Regions from separate parts of the Homo sapiens genome. Here region 2 is linked to region 1. A link is a loop called in an ENCODE intact Hi-C map of the cell type or tissue named here. Cell type or tissue: endothelial cell of umbilical vein. All regions are shown on one strand. Links, peaks and the distances in the headings refer to the core of each region. The heading gives the core; the rest is flanking DNA. Region 1 overlaps LOC105376775 (a long non-coding RNA gene). Region 2 has its middle 39 kb from the start of LINC02131.

Region 1 (11,253 bases), core at 2,002-10,001:
TCAGGTTCTCCCAGCCTGGGGTTCCCCATTTGTGACTCTCCCTACAGTTATGCGTTGTCCTGTAGGAGACAGGTGAGGACAGCTGACACAAATGTGAAGTGCAGGCTACTTGCTGTACTGGGATTAATAAAGCCCTTTGTCACTGACCCAGGAGTCTCACATCTTCTGCCAACATCCATAAAAGCTTGGGAGACTCACTTGTTAGCTGGCAAGTCGGGTAAAATCTCAGACCCCACCAGAGGAAGCTTCCTGGATAAGCTGGAAATGGGCAGAGAGATCCAAATGAATATCTTCCTATGTATCTTCTGGCCCTAGAACAAAGTCTACATGCCCTCCTGTGGCACACGAGAGAGTTCTCGGGCACCATGCACATCCTTAGGCGATGAAACCTAGGAAATGTCTTGGATAGGTAGCAAGTCATTCTCACCAGGTCCTGGTCCTGAATCAACACCATCATTCCCTGGGCCACCATGTATCTATACAATGAGGGCACCGAGCTAGAGTAATAACATCTGACTTAAGAATGACACACTTCTGAGAGTCTTATGTATTATTTCATTGCATATCAACAATAACTCTACAAATAAGGAATTATTGCTCTCAGAAAGGGAACCAGCTCATCCAGGTTACAGAGCTGGGGTACATGTCTATCCAAATCCTTGCTCATCATCACCATCCCCGCGAGATTCCATCTTCCTCCTGCCACTCAGAAATTCATCACTATCCTTGGAATATATTTCCTTTTGATTATTTAAAACATTTTTTTAGATAGAGAACTTTGTGCTAGTAAGAAAAGGTAATTGCCACTCAGGGTGAAAATAAAAAATTTAAAAAAAAACCAACACCCTTGTTTGGTTAATGAGGAACACTTGTTCAAGCAAAGAACCACTCTGGGGCAAATTAAACTTTATTTTTTTCTCTAATCATCTGAAGTCCATGTTGGGGTAATCCAAACCTCCCCACAGAGAGAGTGCAGTCTGCATAACCCCATTTTTTTTCTTTTTTGCAATTACAGGAGCTATGAGGACCTGGGAGTGACCCAGGTCCCTCATTCTTTTGGAACGAAGGAAGACAAGACGCCCATAAGTTTAGGAAGTGAGAATGCCTTTTGCTCAGCCAAGAGATATAACCAGTTCCTCAGTTCGTGCTGCAGTCAGGATGGAGGCCAGGCTGTAAATATGAGCCTGTCCATTCTTATGTAGCTGCTAGGACACTGGGACTGTCAATTTCCAAGGTATCTTGCCCTCTGACAAAGTCCATTTCAGGGAGGAATCTCTATGGACCCCTTTTGGGAGGGCAGATAGATTGTGATCAATTGAGAGAGATGTTATAACTAATGAGTGACTGTATTACTTTTCTAGGACTGCCCTAACAACTACAACAAACTGGCTGGCTTTAAACACAGAAGTATATTCCCTCACATTTCTAGAGGCTAAAAGTCTAAAGTCTAAGGTGCTGGCAGAACCATCCTCTCTCTCCTAGCATCTCTTAGCAAGGAACACCAAAGGAAATCTTGCAGCTGCATAATTCCAGTCTCCGCCTCCTTCATCACATGGCTGTCTTCCCCGTATGTCCCTGTCTTCACGTGGCATTCTCTTCTCTGTGTGTGTCTATCAGATAGACACACAGATGTATTTCCTCTCTTTATATCAGGACGTAAGTCATATTGGATTCAGGGCCCACCCTACTCCAGTATGACCTCATCTTAACTTACATCTCAACTACACCTGCAAAGACCCTATTTCCAAATAAGTTCACATTCAGAAGTGCCAGGGGTTAGGGTTTGAGTACTACTCGAACAACATCAGTTATTATTAATAAAGTGTCCAAGTTTATCTATTTCTTTCATGTAGTTGTCTTTCATCTATTACAATTAAAAAAAAACAGAGGCCGGGCGTGGTGGCTCACACCTATAATCCCAGCACTTTGGGAGGCCGAGGTGAGCAGATCACTTCAGCTCAGAGGTCAAGAATTTGAGACCAGTCTGACCAGCATGGTGAAACCTCATTTCTACTAAAAAAAAAAAAATATATATATATATGAAAATTAGCCGGATGTGGTGGTGGGCACTTGTAATTCCAGCTACTTGGGAGGCTGAGGCAGGAGAATCATGTGAACCTGGAAGGCAGAGGTTGCAGTGAGTCAAGATTGTGCCACTGCACTCCAGTCTGAATGACAGAGCAAGACTCTGACTCAAAAAGAAAAAAATCAGAATAATGGCATCTTCACGCATCTGTACTCTCTCTTTTGCCCTCTACACTTCAGGCATACCAGGCCTTTCTGGCCTTAGGGCTTTTGCACACGTTGCTCCTGCAGCCTGGGACATACTTCCCAGGGTTTTTGCACAGCTGACTTCTCGTTCTTCAGGGTCATTTTAAAAATATTGTCTCCTCTGTGATGCCTCCCCCTAAATAGCTTTAATCTCTACCTGGGTAGCCCACTCATCTCCTTGGTAACACTCAATATTCATCTATTATAATTTGTTTATTTGTCTAAGGATCATCACCTCCCACCTCACTGTCATGTAAACTGTATGTGAGCAGGAGTTTTAGTCTGTTTTTTTTACTCTTGTATGGACCAACACATCACCAGGAACATAGCAGAAGTTCAATAAATACCTGTCGCATATGTGGATGAGGAGATATTTTTCATAAATCAAAAAAATTGGGATGTGCGTACAGCCAGCAGTCTAGAATGACTCTTAACATCAGCAGGTCCTGGTGCAGGCAGGACATTTCTTTTACTGTATGTTAGTATTTTGTCTTGGTTAAGAATGTGGGCTTTGGACCAGGTGCGGTGGCTCATGCCTGTAATCCCATCAGTTTCGGAGACCGAGACAGGCAGATCACTTGAGGTCAGGAGTTCCAGACCAGCCCGGCCAACATGTTGAAATCCTGTCTCTACCAAAAACTACAAAATTAAGCCAGGCATGGTGGCGCATGCCTGTAATCCCAGCTACTTGGGAGACTGAGGCAGGGGAATTGCTTGAAACTGGGAGGCAGAGGCTGCAGTGAGCCAAGATTGTGCCACTGCATGGAGAACCTGTCACACACACACACACACATACTGTGGGCTTTGAAATTAGACAACTGGTGTCCTATGGCTGGTCTTCCCCACAGTTCCTGTGTGACTCTGAGACTCTGTATCATAAGAATGTGTGATTCTTCTTTCGTAAGACTATTGCATTCATACAACTATTAACAAATATTTGTTGAAGTCTTATTGAGCGCCATGATAAACTAAGGCATATAAAGTGCTTAGCAAAGGCTTTGGCATGTGAGAGGTGTTAGAAAAGTGGGATTTTGCTTAACTGAATACCTCATATGTGAAAGCAGAGCTAATTCAATGGAATACCTAATAGGCAAAACCAGAGCCTTGGAAGGGACCAAGTGTCCTTAGTGTCCTTTCTCGCTCAGGGAGTCTCCTGCTGCTTCATTGTGAGCAGTAACATTTCTACTCAGGAGCAGGAAGAAGGGTGGTGACAGGTGTAAGTGGGAAAATAACCTGAGGGATACTACCCGTGTGAAGCACCATTTGTCACCATTCTGTTGAGTAGTAGGGGTGGGAAGGTTGGCATTATGAACTTGAGAGGTAACAATTCTATCAGCCAGAAGTGAATGCTGGGAAGGTAGAAAGGGGAGGCAAAATAGCACAGGCTCTGCAGTCAACCCCTTGGGTTAAAAAAAGAAAAGTTTCTGCTACTTACATGCAGAGGATGAACAAACAACCACATTCCAAGAGGTTTCTTTGGAGGATAACATTGTATACCCAGGAGGTGCCACATCCTTCAACAAAATATCATACTACATGGCTTCACATAATCCTGACTCATTTCTTTGAGGCAGTCTTTAATATTCCCATTTTATAGATGTAAAAAATATATCTTGGGAGATCAGCTCCATTTCCCAAAGACAACCAGCTCCTAAGTGGAGCGAGGGTTGTGATATGGTTTGGATTTGTGTCCCCACCCAAATCTCGTGTCAAACTGGAAGAGGGACCTGGTGGGAGGTGACTGGATCATAGGGGCTGATTTCCCCCTTGCTGCTCTCATAGTAGTGAATTTTCACAAGATCTGATAGTTTAAAAGTCCGTGGCACTTCCTCCTAGTGTGCTCTCTCTCTCCTGCTGCCATGTGAAGAAGGTGCTTGCTTCCCCTTCCCCTTCTGCCATGATTGTAAGTTTCCTGAGGCCTCCCAGTCATGCTTCCTGTAGAACTGTGAGTCAATTAAACCTCTATTCGTCATAAATTACTCCATCTAAGGTAGTTATTTATAGCAGTGTGAGAACTCATCTTGGGTGTGACCTCTGCATTCTTTCTGCTCCCAACCCTCCATATTCCTCCCATTTCTAAGATTTGTGGTTGTGAAGTTATTGAAGCATGGGCAGGTCAAAGTTCTAAGTGGGTTGTTCAGGGCATAAATGTCTATGTGGCCATTTCTATCACTTTGTATAGGGAATTGAGTTATATGAGTATGCTCGCACAAGGCTTTTCTGAAATGCCACTAGCCTCTTACATGACTCCATATCATCAAAACCACATTAATGGAATACTTTAAGATGAAAAAGGGAAACTTTGAAGCAAAAATACTAGACCAGGTTTGTTCACCTCAGCATTATCAAAATTTGGGGCTGGCTATTTCTTTCCTGTAGGAATGCCCTGTACATAGTAGCATGTTTAGTGGCACCACTGGCCTCAACCCACATACTAATAGCACCCCATCACCCAGTTGGTAACAATGAAAAGTGTCTGCAGATATTTCCACAGTTCCCTTGGAGAGGGGTGGTAAAAAAAAAAAACCACCCAGTTGTGACACAATAAGCTAAACAAACGTAAACTCAAAGTCTTAGTCTGCAACTTTTGTAGCCTTGAGACAGTTGCACACTCTTCATGAGACTGTTTCCTTAGGTATAGAATGAAGATGGCAGTTTCTATCTTGCAAGATAACTGTGAGAATTAATGAGACGATGTATATAAAGCTCATCATTTGCAGGCCTTCAGTAGGTGCTCAAAAAGTGGAACTTATTTTTGTGACACCTTTGATTAGCTTTCATAATGTCCATATTTGAGGACTGTGTTTTCTTTATCTCTGTCAAGAGCAAGTTGCTGTCTTTAACATTGCTGCTTCCCCTTCCATGTAAATAGGTATTCAATATTTATGAATAACATCTATCAGGTATGTTTTGCCCGTTATCTCCTTTCAAACTTTACAGCAGTCCTACAAATAAGGTGGCACTGTCATCATTTTAAAAATGAGAAAGCAGATTTAGAGACATTAAGTAATGTCCCAAAGATCACACAGCTAGAAAGCAGCATTCAAACTCTGACTCAACATCCCAAGATATTTTCTAGACTCTTATCTTTCTTCTGCATGTATCCAACAGGTTCTTTCTGAAAACAGATTCTCTTTCATTCGGTTTACGAGGAAAAATAATCAATTGCCTTAAGAGTTATGAATACATTTTATAAAGGGGTAAAACCAAGGGGCTATCAAAGCACAGAGGAGGAATATTTATCCCCATCTGGAAGATTCTAAAAAGCTTGCCATGGCTGGGGGCGCACACGGCTGGGGGTGCAATGGCTCACGCCTGTAATCCCAGCACTTTGGGAGGCCAAGGTGGTGGATCACTTGTGGTCAGGAGTTCAAGACCAGCCTGACCAACATGGTGAAACGCCATCTCTACTAAAAATACAAAAATTAGCCAGGCGTGGTGGCGTACACCTGTAATTCCAGGTATTTGGGAGACTGGGGCAGGAGAGTCACTTGAAGTTGGGAGGTGGAGGTTGCAGTGAGCCAAGATTACGCACCACTGCACTCCGCCCTGCGTAACAGAGCGAGACCCTGTCTGGAAAGAAAGGGAAGGGAAGGGGAGGGGAGGGGAGGGGAGGAGAGGGGAAGGGAGGGAAGGGTAGGGAGAAAAGAAAGAAAGAAGGAGAGAGAGAGAGAGTCAGAGGCGGGGGAGGAAGGAAGGATGGAAGGACGGACAGGCGGGCAGGCAGGCAGGCTTGCTAGCAGAAAAGATGCAAAGAGAATCATAAAGAACAACATGGACGTAGCCAAGAGTATCCAGAAGACAAGATGTTCCAGACGGTGGTAACACAGGCATGAAATCCTAGCACTGAGAAAGAACACAGTAGGAGTAGTTCAAAGAGGACAAAGCTGTGAGGGTAAGGAGAGGAGGAATGAGAGGTGAGAGGGGAGGTCAGCCAGGACCAGCCAGCCAAGGGGTGCCTGTCGCAGTGCTCAGAGCTCATCCCTTGCTTCAAGGGGCTTAGATGTTCCAACTCTCTCCTATGACCTACTTTGCACATCTACCCCTAGAATTACTCTCCAGTGCTTTGTTGGGATATAAAGGACTCTGTTTCTTTGTGAAGATTGCAGCTGTAGAGTTGACATTTCACACTTTGGCAAGTGGAAATGCTCTCATGGTAGCATTGATCCCTGTGTTTAGCACATCCTTTGGCAAAGGACCTAATGAAGAGAAATTAACAAGTGAGCAGCATTTTATAGAGGACTCAGAACAAGCCACATGCCACCAGATTCTTTCCAGAACCCTGCATGAAAACAGACACCCAGCTCAGCCAACACAGCAGAGGCCAGGGCTCCTGACAGGCTGAGCAGGGACGGAAAATGGGCATGCAGTCTGGGAGGCAGGGGCAACGCTACTAGGATGACTCAAAGCCTGGATTTATGAGGCCAGATCTCTGCTGATCTTGGCACGCCCTCAGAGGCCATCACTTCCCAAGCAGGACGGCTCCTCCACGGTACCTCCCGCACATTACAGTTTCTCATGATGACCAGCAGGCAGGCAGGCTGCCCTTTCCCTCACATTTTAAACATTTCAAATAAGAAATGTTCATTACATTTCAGACTTGAGAAATCAAAATGATCCAGTCTGGCCGTTCTGTTATAAAATGTGTATATAGAACGGCCACTGCGTTGAAGGGAAGACTTGTGGAGTTTTTCCTCCAACCCCTAGTGCTTTGTTCATTGTGGGTATTTGGCAAACAGTGGGAGAAAGGAAGTGAAATTGTATTCCCTACAGTAGCATAAAAAATGTTGTGTCTATCCCTTTTGTTCGCAGCTCCAATCACCACGGATAAAAATATCAGGTGTCCAAAATACCTGTGGATTCATTATTAACCATGTAGAGGGCAAGTTGGGAAAAAGGTTGTCCTAGGGAAGGAGATAATAACACACCTGGAAGTCAAGCCCATACGACAAACATACACACACACAGAGACACACACACAAACACACACTTACAGACTCACACAGAGACACACACAGAAACACACCCATACACACACAGACATGCACACACAGATGCACACAGATACACACACACATAGACACACACACACAAGTTATATATTACTCAAGTATAAGGTTTTTAAGTTACCACAAAGATAACAAATCATTTGTAATATAGTAATGCCCTTGAAACACTCCCTTAACAAAGAAGAGAAGCAGGGGTAGGAATGGTTTTGTCATGCATCCCTGGGGTGGTATCAGGGAGGCGGAGGGCTTGGAACTGACATGTCACTGGCTGTTAGGGACAAAGGTGCTGTGATAACAGGGAGGTCAGAAGGTTCTACTAGAATCCTCTCTTCTCTTTCAAGAAATGAATTTGAGTATTAGGAAAGCTAAATAAACTCAGATCCTTAAAGAAGGGCTAAAGAAGCTGTTAATTTACACAGCATTTCTCTGCCTTCTCCCTAGTTAGGCCAAGCTATGCATATCAATAAATGGTTAACTTCTTTTCCCTTGAGAAATATTTGAGTTGTTCTGTGCCTCCTGATCCATAACCATACTGACAGACGAGAAGTAGCTGTGAAATTGAGTAATTTTATACTGATTTGATTTAATGCAGGAATTAAGAAATACTCGGATATCATATGCTAATAGCCAAGTATTTATATTAAGATGCAACATCAGCCTTCCTCCTCAAGTTCTAAGGCCAAAGTATTTGACCTAGACTTTGCACTTAAATCCACAAAGAAAAACAGGAAATTCAATGGCATTCCCTGTGTTCACCTTTTTTTTAAATTTATTTTATTTTAAGTTCCGGGATACATACGCAGGACGTGCATGTTTGTTGCCTAGGTATACAGATGCCATGGTGGTTTGCTGCACCCATCAATCTGTCATCTAGGTTTCAAGCCCTGCATGCATTAGCTATTTGCCCTGATGCTCTCCCTCCCCACCTCCCTGACAGGCCCCAGTGTGCGTTGTCCCCTCCCCCGTGTCCATGTGTTCTCATTGTTTGACTCCCACTTATGAGTGACAACATGCAGCATTTGGTTTTCAATACCTTTCTAAGCTTAGTCCTATTCTGGGATCCTGACTGATCAAGCTTCAGAGGAAAAGATGGATTGTTTGAGTTTCTACTGTGTGTTCTCAGTCTCTACCAACAACCACACACAATAAAGTGGGTGTAAGCCAGTCTAATTAAAAAAAGTCTAGAAGTTTCTCCAATTAAAAAAAAAAGATAGTCAAGGAGTCATTCCTTTGTTATCATGTAGGACACTCTTTAAGGGGAAGTTATGTTTGGCTGACTCTGGGGGCTCTAACATGTACCCAGCCCTCTCATTTGAAAACACACAGGAAGTTTTAAATTTCAGGGGGTCATAGACCCCTGGGAGACCATCCGTGGACATTCCTCTACAAACAAAGAGCTTCCTAAGCTAATTAACTGTGCATAGAAATCACTCTGAAGTAAGTAAAATTCTTACCTCTAAACAACGTCTACTAAATAGTTTTGTTTCTTATGGAGATGTTCCCATTTTGACAAAGTTACTTAGAAGGCTTGTGCAATTATGTCAACAACATCACCTCTGGGATTTTCATTCCTCATTAATATGTCAAAATGACTATGACTATAGGAGAAGCTTCAGGGGAACTGAAAGGTTACCCTGGGATTTTCCCTGGGTAAACTTGGACAAGACATTTCCCCTTCTCAAGCGGCAGTTTCTTCATCTGTGAAATGAAAGGATTATGCTATATAATCTCTAAAGCTCCTTCTAGCACATGAGATAACTAACACTTACATCTCTGACCCTTCAAGAATTTTGATAGGCCTTCCCTGGAAAGAATTCAACAGCTAAATGTAGATGTTTATGGGAACAGAAGAGCAAGAGTTTCTGCAGACAAAACAAGGATGAACGAAGCCTGCGTTCCGACCAAGAACTGAAAATAAACCGGTGGCCTAATTTTGCCTCAGCCTCTGCTTTGAGAATTAAAAGACATTTTTGAGTGTAAAGAAATTCCTCAAAACTATCAACAGTGGTCAAAAATGAGCCATCAGAAACTGCAAAGATCTGTTGCAAAATACCAGAAGAGAAGGCAGGAGTAGGTCTCTGTTTTCCTTCTGATTCCTCTGCTGACTTCATCACACTTTCTATTGGCTATTTCTTTCCTTGTAACATGAAGGCTGGCCAAAATGGAATAGGAAAGGAAGAGGAAAAGGTGAATCCTTATTTGTTGGTGATTACTACAGACCAGGAGCTGTGCATATGTCATTTCATTTCTCATAGGAACTCATTATGAATAACGAGGACACGGAGACTTGGTGGTGATAAAAATCATGCAAAAAATAATCTGAATAAACAGCATCATAACAGACACGTCTGCTGGCCCAGGGCCGTCTATTCTCAAACCCCAAATGGTTTTCAATAAATCAGGCTGCCTCCATGAAGTTCTGATATACACTCTCCACAAAGATATTTCTGCATTTGGAAGCTAAAAGGATCTGACATTTATCACGTGACTTAGGTTTGTAAAACACACCACCACTGAAAGGGCTATAGATCATGACTACAAAGACTAAGATGAGGGATGATACTAAAAGGCACACTTTGCCAGGGATGAATAGTATTATTCCATAATAAAGCACCGTATCGAAGATGAGAATTCTGGGCTATCCTTTTTCACTAACCAGCTAAGAATCTTGAACAACCGCTTCACATACCTAGGCTTCTATTCCTTTGCCCTTAAAACACAGTTGGATGGTATCATTAGACACCTTCCTCACTAGGCCTTTGTGATAAACAAAATAGTATATGTTAAGATGCCTTTAAGAGAACAAGGTGATGCTTTATGAATGCAATGTTTGAGAAGTTTTAATGTATATTTTGAATTTTCCTTCCAGCCGTAGGTTCAGGTAACTAAAGCCCAAGCCAACTAACCAGACAATTACCTAACCTATAATTCACTTTTGATCGTGTTTGCATTCCTATGCCTACTAAAGAGTTAAATAAGAAATAAAAATAAAAGCAGATTTCAGATACTATTTCATTAGAAGAGCACATGTTCCCTGATTAATTAGAGTCCCAAACAATAGTTTCTAGTTTTACCTAGGTGGTTGAAAACCTCTCTGTTTATCTCAGAGTGGGAACTTCCTTTAGTCTAGCCCATATCTCTCTTCAGTGCCTTACTTCCAAACATCAGACTGTAGTAAGAATTTAAGGTTAGGAGCTCTCTGTCACATACCTAACAAGTGGTATTATTATTCAAACTGAGGTCTGCGGGACTTAAAAGGTGACACTCTTTCCACAGATGCTACCCTCCCTCGTGTAGCAATAGAGACTAAACATGAGAAATAAAGCTTGAAATTCCACTTGTCTGATTAATACACAGTGCCTATCTGAAGATTTATGTTTGTTTTTCTACTAAATAAATGGTTACAGCATTTCCCCAGCCAATAATACACCGGACTAATTAACACCAGCTTTCTTTCGAAGTCTACTGTATAGACAAAAATTCTATCCCTAGGGACCGATCCCTCAGAAAGGCCATGGAAAGACTCTCTCAAGAGTCCTTCACCAAGAGACCCCTGAGAGCAACCACACATTGACACACTGTTGGCCGTTAACACCTTAGCAAAGATTAGCAGCATTTAGTTGTCAAGCAGAAAATAATATAGAATTGTCAAGAAGAAAATAGTATAGACAGAATGGAAGAAGAAAGGAAAAGAGACAGAGAAGAGGGAGGAGGGAAGGAAGAAGGAACGCAAAAATAAGAAGGGAAGAACAAAACTGTTGAGAGTCCATTATTTGGATAGGAAAGTATTTAAGGACCTGAAATATATATCTACATATACGTATTTATGATATAGATATAGATCACAAAGAAGGAATGAGAACCATTTATATTACAGGCACGTGCTAAGTAACATACACATTGGTTCATTTAACAGCATACAGTGTGTTTTGTGTTCTACATTCACTATTTTTTCAAATGTTTAGATCAATTT
Region 2 (11,253 bases), core at 1,574-9,573, 53 kb after region 1:
GTGCTCCAAGTTTCACATCTCAATTCCTTCCATAGTTCCACACCACTGTGGTATGGAAACCACAATGTGAGAAGGACCATCCCAGCCATTTTGCACGTGCCAGACTCATTCCTCATTGCAGTCTACATTTCAGATTCTGTGATACCTCTGAACAACAGGAATAGGAGGTTTTAATTTGTCAATAGCATCCTGGAACCTTAGAATGAAATACTATTAATGAAAATCAATGTTTCCTAATCTTTGCTTCCTCAAATTCTCCTCTGATCTTTTCTATCCCTTGCAGACTCTTTTCCCAATTCTTCTCTCCAAGACCCTTACTTATCCTCTCTATACATTGGACTTCATCTTCTGGAGGAGATCTAATGAATGAAGTGTCACATTAAGGTATTACGACTGGTTATCATTTCCTGCCATACCTTCAAAGGATATTTGTGTATCATCTAAGGGAAAAGACTGGAAATGATCGAATATCTGCCTTTTCTGCGAAGTTCAGCATCTGGGAAAGAATGAAAGAGGTGCTATCAATTCACGTAGGAAAGACATGAAATCAACCCAGGTGCCCTTCAACAGTGGACTGAATAAAGAAAATGTGGTATGTACGCATACACCATGGAATACTATGCAGCCATAAAAACGAACAAAGTCATGTCTTTTGCAGCAACACGGATGCAGCTCGAGGCCATTGTCCTAAGCTAATTAACACAGAAACAGAAAGCCAAATATTACATGTTCTCACTTATAAGTGGGAGCTAAACATTGGGTACACATGGACATAAAGATGGGAACAATAGCCACCGGGAATAAAAGAAAGGGGAGAGAGAAAGAGTGATGGATGGAGGGATGGAGGGATGGAGGGATGGATGGAGGGAGACAGGGAGGGAGACAAGGCCTGAAAAACGAACTACTGGGTCTTATGTTCACTACCTGGGTGACGGGATCATTTGTACCCCAAACCTCAGCAACACGCAACATATCCATGTAACAAACCTGCACATGTACCCCCTCCGAAATGAAAATGAAAGTTGAAATTATTTTTTTAAAAAAAGAAAGAGGTGCTATGAGATAAGAAGCCGCGCCCCCCACCCTCAGGGACAGGCCCACCTGCTCATTTAGAGAGTTATGTCTTATATCCCACTGACTCTTTACAAGTGGGGTTTCCCCCTTTGTCAGAATCTGCCAACTTCTTGAATTATTCTAGGGCATTATATTCTCACAGTTTGCCCCTAATCACTCACTACAAAGAGGGAACTGGCATGTCTTTATTATATATTCGTGTATTTATACCATATTCAAGAAGAATTTGATAATCTTACAGTTGCAAATGCAATTCATAAAAATAAAAAGGAAACTGAGAAAGCCCAGTGCTAGTGAGGAAAGCTGTGAATATTAATTTAAATACTAAGCCTAACACATTTACCATACATACTTTTTGAAATACCCATATTAATGTTTTCAAGACTCGTGAAAGTTGGAGAATGTCTTGGTTTAGAACAGAACTCAGTACTTTTCACCTCAGTACTGGAAGAGAAGACAATCTGACACAGATACAACTGGAATAAGGAAAGAAATGTGAGGGAAATAATTACAGAAGAGAATTGGACATTTGGGAGAGAAAGAGAGGAAAGTTTTGGCAAAGCTGGACCAGACACTGCAAAATACTTGCAGGTCTTTAAACCTCAATCATTTGGCCAATAAATATGTGCTGAGCCCTGCCGGGGGTGTGTGTGAGAGAGGAACCATGTTAAAACTTAGGAATGCAGAAATGCAGGCCATGCGTAGCCCCCCAGGGACTCACAGCCCAATAGGTCACATGAATAAGTGTTGACAATGACAGGGCAGCAGGGATTAGTGCCAGGGTTGAGGTTAGTTCAGGGGGTATTGGGGATAATAGATATAGCACACAGCACAGGCGAGGTGGTAGAAGAGAGAAAGACAGAAAAATCTTCATAAGAAGAAGGAGTTGGCCGGGCTCAGTGGCTCATGCCTATAATCCCGGCACTTTGGGAGGCCGAGGTGGGTGGATTGCTTGAGGTCAGGAGTTCGAGACCAGCCTAGGCAAAATGGCAAAACCCCATCTTTACTAAAAATACAAAAAAAAGGAGGAAGGAAGAGTTGGGGGAGGGGAGGAGGAGTTGCTCAGAGAGGCAAGAGAATTGGGAAGAGAATTTCCTTTTAGGGTAGTCTTTGCAAAGCATAGCCTACATAGAAAAATTGCAGATAGACCGGTGGTCTTTAAAAATTTTTGTAGGCTTCGTTTTTTAAAAGCACTTTCAGATTCACAGCAAAATGGAACAGGAAGTAGAGATTTCCCATATACATTCCCACACACACAACCTTCCTCACTATAAACATCCCCTACCACAGTGATACATCAGTTACAATTGATGAGTCTGCACTGACACATCATGATCACCCAAAGCCCACAGTTTACATCAGGTTTCCCTCTTGGTGTTGTAGTCTATGTGTTTGGACAAATGGACAATACCATGTATTTGCTACTGTAGTATCATACAGAAGAGTTTTACTGCCTTTAAAATCCTTTGTGCTCCACCTAGTCATCCCTTCTCTCTAACTCCTGGCATCCACTGATTTTTTTTTTTTTTTTTTTTTGATGGAGTCTTGCTCTGTCACCAGGCTGGAGTGCAGTGGTGCAATCTCGGCTAACTGCAACCTCTGCCTCCTGGGTTCAAGTGACTCTCCTGCCTCAGCCGCCCGAGTAGCTGGGACTAGAGGTGCATGCCACTACGCCCGGCTAATTTCTGTATTTTTAGTAGAGACAGAGTTTCACCATGTTGGCCAGGATGGTTTCGATCTCTTGACCTCGTGATACACCCGCCTTGGCCTCCCAAAGTGCTGGGATTACAGGTGTGAGCCACCGCACCCGGCAATATTTTTACTAACTCCACGGTTTTGGTTTTTCCAGAATAGTTGAAATCATACAGTATATGGCCTTTTCCAGTTGGTTTGTTTCATTTAGTATATGTATTTAAGGTTTTCACTTATATTCTCATGGCTCGATAGCTGATTTCCTTTTAGTGCTGAATATTATTCCATTGTCTAGATGTACCAAAGCTTACGTATCCATTCATCTACTGAAGGACCTCTTGGTTGCTTCCAAGTTTGGGCAATTACAAATAAAGCTATTACAAACATTGGTTGTGTGCATGTACGTTTTCAACTCAGTTAGGTAAATACCAAGGAGCTGGATAGCTGGAGTGCATGGTGAGACAGTGTGTAGTTTTGTTAGAATCTGCCAAACTGTCTTCCACAGTGGCCATACCATTTTCATTTCTACCAGAGCCAGTGGCACTTTACTCATTTATTGATCCTTATTCCAAGAATAGTTACTGAGCATCTACAATAGGACCAGCCTATAGTGAACAAAAAAGAGTGGCCCTGCTCCCCTGGAGCTTGCAGTCTCATGGAGAGCTTGCTAGATGTGATGGAGGAGGATGTGACAAAGCAGGTTTGACTATTGGAGAATGTCGTGCCATTCCCCACGAAGGCTGCAAGCATTCACATTCTTTGTCCCCTGAGCTGTCTTTTGATATTAAGAAGATCACAGTCATTTCCTTTTTTTGTTGTTGAGACGGAGTCTCACTCTTGTCGCCCAGGCTGGAATGCAGTGGCGCAATCTCGGCTCACTGCAACCTCTGCCTCCCAGGTTCAAGTGATTCTCCTGCCTCAGCCACCCGAGTAGCTGAGATTACAGGACCTGCCACCATGCCTGGCTAATTTTTTTTGTATTTCTAGTAGAGACAGGGTTTCACCTTGTTGGCCAGGCTGGTCTCAAACTCCTGACCTCAGGTGATCCATCTGCCTCAGCTCCCAAAGTGCTGGGATTATAGGCATGAGCCACTGTGCCTGGCTGATCACAGTCATTTCAAACTGAAATGAACTTAGGGATCTGTTCTCAAACATTTTCTACCACTGAAATCCTTCCTCAGATGAAATCTTACTTAAAAAAAAAATACAAACAAACTCAATCTGTAAATCAAATACAGGCAAGTATACTTGCTTCCTATGGTAACAAATACTACAAACTTAGTGGCTGACAACAACACAAGTGTATTATTTGGAGGTCAGAAGTCCTAAAATCAAGGTGTCAGCAGGTCTGCGTTCCTTCTGGAGTCTCTAGAGAAGAATTCGTTTTCTTGCCTTTCCCAGCATCTAGAGGTCACTTGTATTCCTGGGCTCATGACCCTTTTTCCCACTTTCAAATATTTCACCCTGCTTCCTCAATCATGTCTCCTTCTCTCACCCTGACTCTCCTTCTCTATTATAAGGAACAATTACACCAAAAGCACCTGGATAACCTAGGCTTATCTCCCCATGTCAAAATTCTTAGCTGCATTTGCAAAGTCTCCTTTGCCACATAAAGTCTCATATTCAGCAGGTGCCAGGGGTTAGATGTGGATATCTGTTCACCATCTGATCATGGTGGAGTAGATCTGGGTGGGGTGCAGCTTGAGGGTAAAGAGCCCCCATATTTAGAAACCTCCCAATGTTGCACAGACCACAATTTTAAGCAACTCACCTGAGGCCTTCCTCCGATCACAGATGAAGAAAGGAAGGTTCAGAAGCACTAAGTGATTTAAGACCCATAATAAGTTTATGGATAATCCAGACCTAGAATCAACTCCCAATCCAATATCCTTTCTTCTAACCCTCATACTTTAAAAGGTCTTTCCATGAATAAAACCAAGTACAAAAAAAAAGAAGTATCATTTGGATATGATACAAATCATGGTCAAAATTGCTAAGTACTTTTGCAAAATGAAGACATAGATGGTTTTCTTGGGCCCTGAAAAGCTGACATTCTGTTATGACTTAGAAACATCTTAGTGAAGACAATTCCTGTTGCTGCACAGCTAACCACTCATGATAACGCAGAAGTCTAGGCTGTCCTAATCAGAACTCAAAACCCCTGGCAGAGTCCTCAGAGACCAGAAGGCTTGTACATGGTCCAGCCGTGTGGTAGAGATTGGCCCCAAACCACTTGTCCTCACATTCTTGGCCTAGTGAGTAACCCATCTGCTCCTATAACACCCCCCTCTTTATTTCATGTCATTTACCACTTTTTTCCTTAGTCTCAAGTATGAGCCACAAGTTAAAGACTTTGCAAAAGACTAGACTCTCTGACATTTGGGGGATCTGGTGTTTATTAAGTTGGGAGATTTAAACTGATTTTGATTTGTTCCTAATTTAGGATAGTGACAGACAAATCTGAGAGGGAGCGAGCGGGAGGAAGAGAGGGAGAGGGTGGGAGGAAGGGAGAGAGAGAGGGGAGAGAGAGGTTGCATTTGTATGATATCCAACATCCAGGCACATTTGGGGGAATAAAAAGTTTAAAAATCCAGGCAGCCACAAGTTGGAGGGAAAGAAAAATAAACGCACATTTGAAATCAATTATGCTACAAACTACATGGGGGCCATTGATCAACGCACAAGGGTCTCCTGTATCGATGCCACCTCATTGTGGATGCTCTTCTGGAGACACCTGATACACTAAAGTGGCTTCCAAGAACAAATTAACAGGTCATTTCATTTTGCTCACCTCTGGAAAGACACAGAGGCAGGCTTGGAGGAGACAGACAGATGAACCGTACCCCTACCCCTTGTCTTTTCTGGCCACGCTAGTAAGAATCATCTGGTCTTCTCAATGCAATTGAAATCATATTTGTTGATCACCTACTATGTGCCAGGCACTGCTAAGTACTTTAGAAAAATCTTTTAATCTTCACAACATGTGAATTGGGTACTGTGCTATAGTTACATTTATTTTACAGATTAAAGCAATTACAACTCAGAAATACTAATTACGTAAGGCCGTTGCAAGTGGAATAGGTGGGATTTTTAAACACAGGTCTGACCTCAAATCTCTGTGTTCTTTCTACCACATCATAATATTAACTCTGTCTTAGCCCCCACGCTAAATGCTGGGGGTAAAATAGACATAAATTCTGCCTACCAGGAGATCTGGCTCAGAAAGTAAACTATTTCATTCACTTATTCATCTTTTGGTTCAGCTCACATTCAAGGAGAACAACAGAAGATCCAAATGCACAGCACATCAAGAAGTTCTCTGTCTTCATGGAGCTTACAACTATTGCAGGGAGGGGGAGCCCAGATCATCAACGAATGAACTAATAAATAGTTGCGGATGCTGATACCTGTTAGAAAGGACACCACCGGGCTGCCACAGCAGAGAACAGCAGTTGATGCTGTCCCCCAAGGGAACGGAACACATCACCTTATAAGGTAGTGAGCTTCCCATGTTTGGAAGTACTTAATCAAAGGGTAGGTGACTGGCAGATAGTCCTGCCACTGTGAGAAGGCACTCAAGTTTGAGGGAAGCAGGCATTCATCAACCCGATTTCTTATAACATTCATTCCCACTGCAGGCAAGATGCAACATTCCCTGAACAAAGAAGAGAGATTCTGAAAGAAAGGATTTGGGTGAATGATTAGTATTCATGAAAACTGGGCCTATGCCAGGAAAGTATCAAGTCATATATTATGGTTATTGTTGAAGGAGAAATAATAAAAGAGAAAGTATTGAAATGCTTGGTAGTGCGGAGGCTGGAGAAGGGGACACCAAAGTCATCCCAAGTAAGGGCGAGGAAGGCGGAAAGTGCCGGGTTCAGGCCAAGTTCAGGCTCCACTGAGATTGTTATCATCGACTTGTCACTCAGCTCTGCAGAGCCCGGCCCACAGGAGAACCACCACGTCTCATTATTCTGTTCACACATTGGGTTCCAGTGCCCCTTCAGAGCAGACAGGGGAGGAGACACATCCAGGCTGGGCTGGAAATCGTATAGGCACTTAAGGAACACTTCATCTTAAGAGGGGAACTGTTTTGCTTTTGTCATACTGGTTAATTTGTCCCAAATGTTAAAAACCTCCCATGCTCTTGAAAGACCAGCCATCTACAGATTGCGTTCAAGCAGCCAGACCAGGGGAGAACTAAACCAAACACCTCCTCAGTCTCAACCCTGACTATGGGTCCAACCAGCAAGTTCACATTGAGAAGAAATGAATGATTTTCACTGCAGTCTGAAAAAAAGCTGAGACATGAGTGGTGTCTGCGCAGGTGGGTCACTAAAGCTGCCGTAGAGAGACTTTCACGAGCACCCCATAAGAGATGCTTTGGGAGCTGAAACCCAGTCTCAGCCTATTTTGATTTTCTTTCAGAGTCTGATTGAATTTAATTCATTTAAATTTCTGTAGCTGTGTTCTATAGAACATCAGGTGTCAACAGTTAGCTGGTTCTAGGGTAAAATATATCTGATTCAGCTCAATTTCAGTGTCCACAACTTAGTAATAACATTCTCAGTTCACTTCTGACCTGAAGAATTGTCACATTTTGAATAACCCTTTCTGCAAAAAGGAAGAAAAGGAGGAGTGTGTTTTTCAAAGCTTTAAAGTCTGACAAATCTTCAAGATTTATTAAACCACACACACATACAGACACGCACACACTTGCTCCCATGAGCAAGCGTGCGTGCACACACACACACACAGCAGAGAGCCAAGAATTTTGCTACACTTTTGAGGTGTGCTTTCTCACGTGATCCTAATGACAACTCAGTAGGGTAGGGACTTAGAATATTATCCTTCTCCATTTTATAGCTAAGAAAACCAAGGCTTTGGGGGTTAAACATGTTTCCCAAGTTCACACTGACAATCAGTAGTGGAGCCAGGAACTGAACCCATTCATCTTCCTTAAGAACAGCAGTTCTTAACCAGGACCAATTCTTCCACCAGGGAACATCTGGCAATGCCTAGACACATTTTTGGTTTTCACAACTGGGAAGGAGGTGTCCCTGTCATCTAGTGGATGGAGGCCAGGGATGCTGCTACACAACCTGCCATACTCAGGACAGCCCCCACCATAACACAGAATTATTGGACTCTGAATATCAATAGTGCAGAGGCCGAGAAACCCTGATTTAGATCCTATGCTGTTAACCATCACCACTCCTCCTAGCTTTTCCGTTTTCATCTAAATTTTGTTTTTCTTAGCACAAAAGCCTCAAGGATATATTTCAATTCCATGGTACTATGTGTGGTTGTATAAAGTCACATCAAAAGCTTGCTGTCACCTGATGAGAAAAGTGCAACATGACAGTATTATGATATTCTTTATCAGACAAGGTCTCACTCTGTTGCCCAGGCTGCAGTGCAGTGTCGTGATTATGGCTCACTGCAGCTTCGATGTCCTGGGTTCAAGCAATCCTCCCACTTCAGCCTCCCAGGTAGCTAGGACTACAGGCGTGCACTACCATGCATAGCTAATTTTTTTGTTTTGTGTAGACGGGTCTGCCTAGCTATTTTTTTTTTATTTTGTGTAGAGATGGGTCTCACTATGTTGCCCGGGCTGCTCTCAAACTCCGGGGCTCAAGCAGTCCTTCCATCTCAGCCACCATTCCCAGCCTCATGATACTCTGACATGGACTTCTTTCTCCTATAAGTTTAGAACTGTGAGATGCTCGATTTCTCAGGGATAGCAGGCTCCTCGCTGTATTTTCTCTTGTTATCCTAACAGCAACCATGTGAAGTGAGAAGCTACCCATTTTACAGCTGAGGCTTTGATTTGCTGAAGATTAACCAGCTAGAACATCCCAGAACTGACACTAGACAAGCCCTCTGATTCCAAGTCCTGCATACTTCCCTACAGCAGAAGTTCTCAAAGTTCAGTAAGAATTTGCATCAACCACAGAGCTTGTTTTTAAAGCTCTGGCCCCACCCCCAGAGTTGTTTCAGAAGATCTGGAGTCTAGGAATTGACATTTTTGACAAGCTCCTCATGGAGTTTCGATGTAGTTGTCTCATGGACCACACTTTGAGGAATCCTGCACTAAATAATGCTAGATATGAAATATATTTAATAACAAAAATATTTATAATATAAAAAAGTGTTTATTTAATAGTAAAAATGATCAATGAGAGATAAATGCATGCATGCCTATATACATAGAAAGGCAGCTTTTGAGGTCTCTAAAGAGTGCTGGAAAAAGTGGTGGCTTGAGCAGCATAGAAATGCAAGTTCCACCCCCAGCTTTGTCACCTTGAGCCTTGTGATCCCTCTTGAGCATCCTCCGTGGCCTCTCAAGCCGCTATCCTTTCATCGTTTGCTATTCATTATTCAAGCAGAACCAAAATTATCTGCTTTTTAGAATAGTGTCAGCATTAGCTATTCATGTATGGAATGTACTTAATACAGCACAAAGAACCACTAGACCATACTCAAAAAACACTCTGTTGTTGCTGTTTTCGGTTAATGTTTGAATCGAATCCTTTCCGCAGTGCAGCCGTGTTTCCCCTCTGGCAGAGTGAAGTGCCCCCGTAATCCTGCAGTCCCATGAGATGGAAGGCCGTCCCCCCTCACGCATTCCCCCTGAGCACTGAACCAGAATAAGCAGTATCGCAAAAGCATCTGAAATATTTTTAAATTTATAAACACGCCCAGAGCAAGAGCCTGTCTTCCCGGCTCTGGTGAGAACACCAGCAGCCTCCTTTGTCTTTGTTTCATTTTATCTGACTGGGCAACACATCTATGAAAGAACGGAAAGAGAGATGTCAAAAAGTGGTCAGATGATCGCAATTAGAGTTCTTGTTGTAATTATGTGATGATTTCTGTCTGTAATTCCTACTTGAGTCGAACGCATTCAGCCCCATTGGAGGATGAGAGTTCTTGTCACAGACTTTGCACAGGTCAGGCAGGCGCAGTGTGGAATGCAGGGATGCACCAGGCCTGGCTCCTGCTGCAGGGCCACTCAGTTTAGCAAGACAGGAATCACGTTTATCCCAGCACGTGTTCACTGAGGTCCTGTTCTGGGCCAGGCATGCGCGGAATGTGTGGTATGTAGTGGTGACAATGCAGATGTGGCCTTGTCCTCAAGAGGCAAAAGTCGAGTGTGGTGTCAAAATCACTTGGGGAGATGAGGACATCCTACAGGGTACCCAGTGTGTACTCCTTAAGACTGTCAAGGTCATAAAAAACAAGGAAAGACTGAGCAACTGTCACAGATCAAAGGAGACTAGAAAGGCATGATGACTTAACGCAATATGGCACTCTGGATTGTTTCCTGGAATGGAAAGACAACATTAACAGGAAAACTAGTTAAGTCTGAAATTTAGTTAACAGTACGGTACCAATGCCAGTTTCTTCATTTTGACAAATGTACCACTGTGAGTGTTTTAGTTTGCAGGAACTGATAGACACATTCAATGTTAGCTATGGGGGGAACAATGTGGAGTGTAAGGACACTCTCTGGCATCTTTGTAACTCTTCTGTAAATCTAAAACCATTCCAATAAAAAGTGTATTTTTAAAGTGGGCAAAGAATAGAAACAGACATTTCTCAAAAGACAACATACAAGCAGCCAACAAACATATGAAAAACTGTTCAACATCAGTCATCATCAGATAAATGCACACTAAAACCACAATGAGAAACCATCTCACCTCAGTCAAAATGGTGAATATAAAAAGTCAAAAAAACAACAGATGTTGGTAAGGATGCCGAGGAGTAATTACCAAAAATAGGGAAGTAGGAGGAATTGCTGGTTTGGAGAATACGTCTTGAATCGGTTACTGGACAAGGGAAGGAGTGAAATCTGCGACCTGGTTTGCTTCTGCCAGCTGCAGCCATTCCTTCAAGAAATATTTTATCAAGAGCCTCTTTTAGAAATTGGGAGACAAAGTCTTTGCTCTTTTGGAGCATAGACTCATGTAGGGAATCAAACATTATGCAAATAAATGAATATCTACTATAATGCCGGGCTGTTTCTAGAAAGAAAAAGAATAAATGTTGAATTGCAGAAGAGCAAGTTGGTAGCCATGCAGAGAGATTTGCTGTCACAATGAACTTTTTCCTTTTGATTCAGGTCATCAAACTTTGCAAAATATAGGAGAAAGAAAATCTAATTACTTTGAAGATGCTCTGTGAATTAACTAGGGAGGGTTTGGACCATGAGAGGTTCATCTTCTGATGAGCAAGAACCATGGAGAGCAGCCTGGATGGCCGACTGGACAAAGAAAGACCCAGATTAGAGTCTCAGCAACTGTGCTGTGTGACCCTGTGCAAGTTACTAAACTTCTCTGAGCCACAAGGGCTTTATCTGTAGAAAAGATATATTAATACTTCTTTGAAAGTTTGTGCTGGAGATTGGAATACGTCAACAAACTGTTAGCACAGGTCTTCATGTAGGTCATCATACAAATGTTCAAAAAAGGTAGAAATTTTTCT

Evidence for each region. A loop is a pair of places that touch in the nucleus more often than their neighbours do. Peaks named below come from ENCODE experiments on the same cell type or tissue, not always from the same donor. Only the 100,000 strongest peaks of a DNase experiment are listed, where the experiment ranks them.
Region 2: a loop joins it to region 1, with 1.9 times the contacts of the local background. A loop is called at or near these places in 2 of 110 quality-filtered maps.

What each region holds. Positions count from the first base shown.
Region 1 is chr16:77,492,886-77,504,138 of GRCh38, forward strand. All of the region lies in intron 1 of LOC105376775 (a long non-coding RNA gene), which reads right to left. Among named protein-coding and RNA genes, the nearest start is that of ADAMTS18, 63 kb to the left of the region's middle. RefSeq lists an enhancer at 8,474-8,975. In endothelial cell of umbilical vein, for the core only: no CTCF peak of the experiment used is centred there; a DNase peak (open chromatin) is centred at 6,736; H3K27ac peaks cover 331 bases.
Region 2 is chr16:77,546,570-77,557,822 of GRCh38, forward strand. No RefSeq gene overlaps it. Among named protein-coding and RNA genes, the nearest start is that of LINC02131, 39 kb to the right of the region's middle. In endothelial cell of umbilical vein, for the core only: no CTCF peak of the experiment used is centred there; a DNase peak (open chromatin) is centred at 6,542.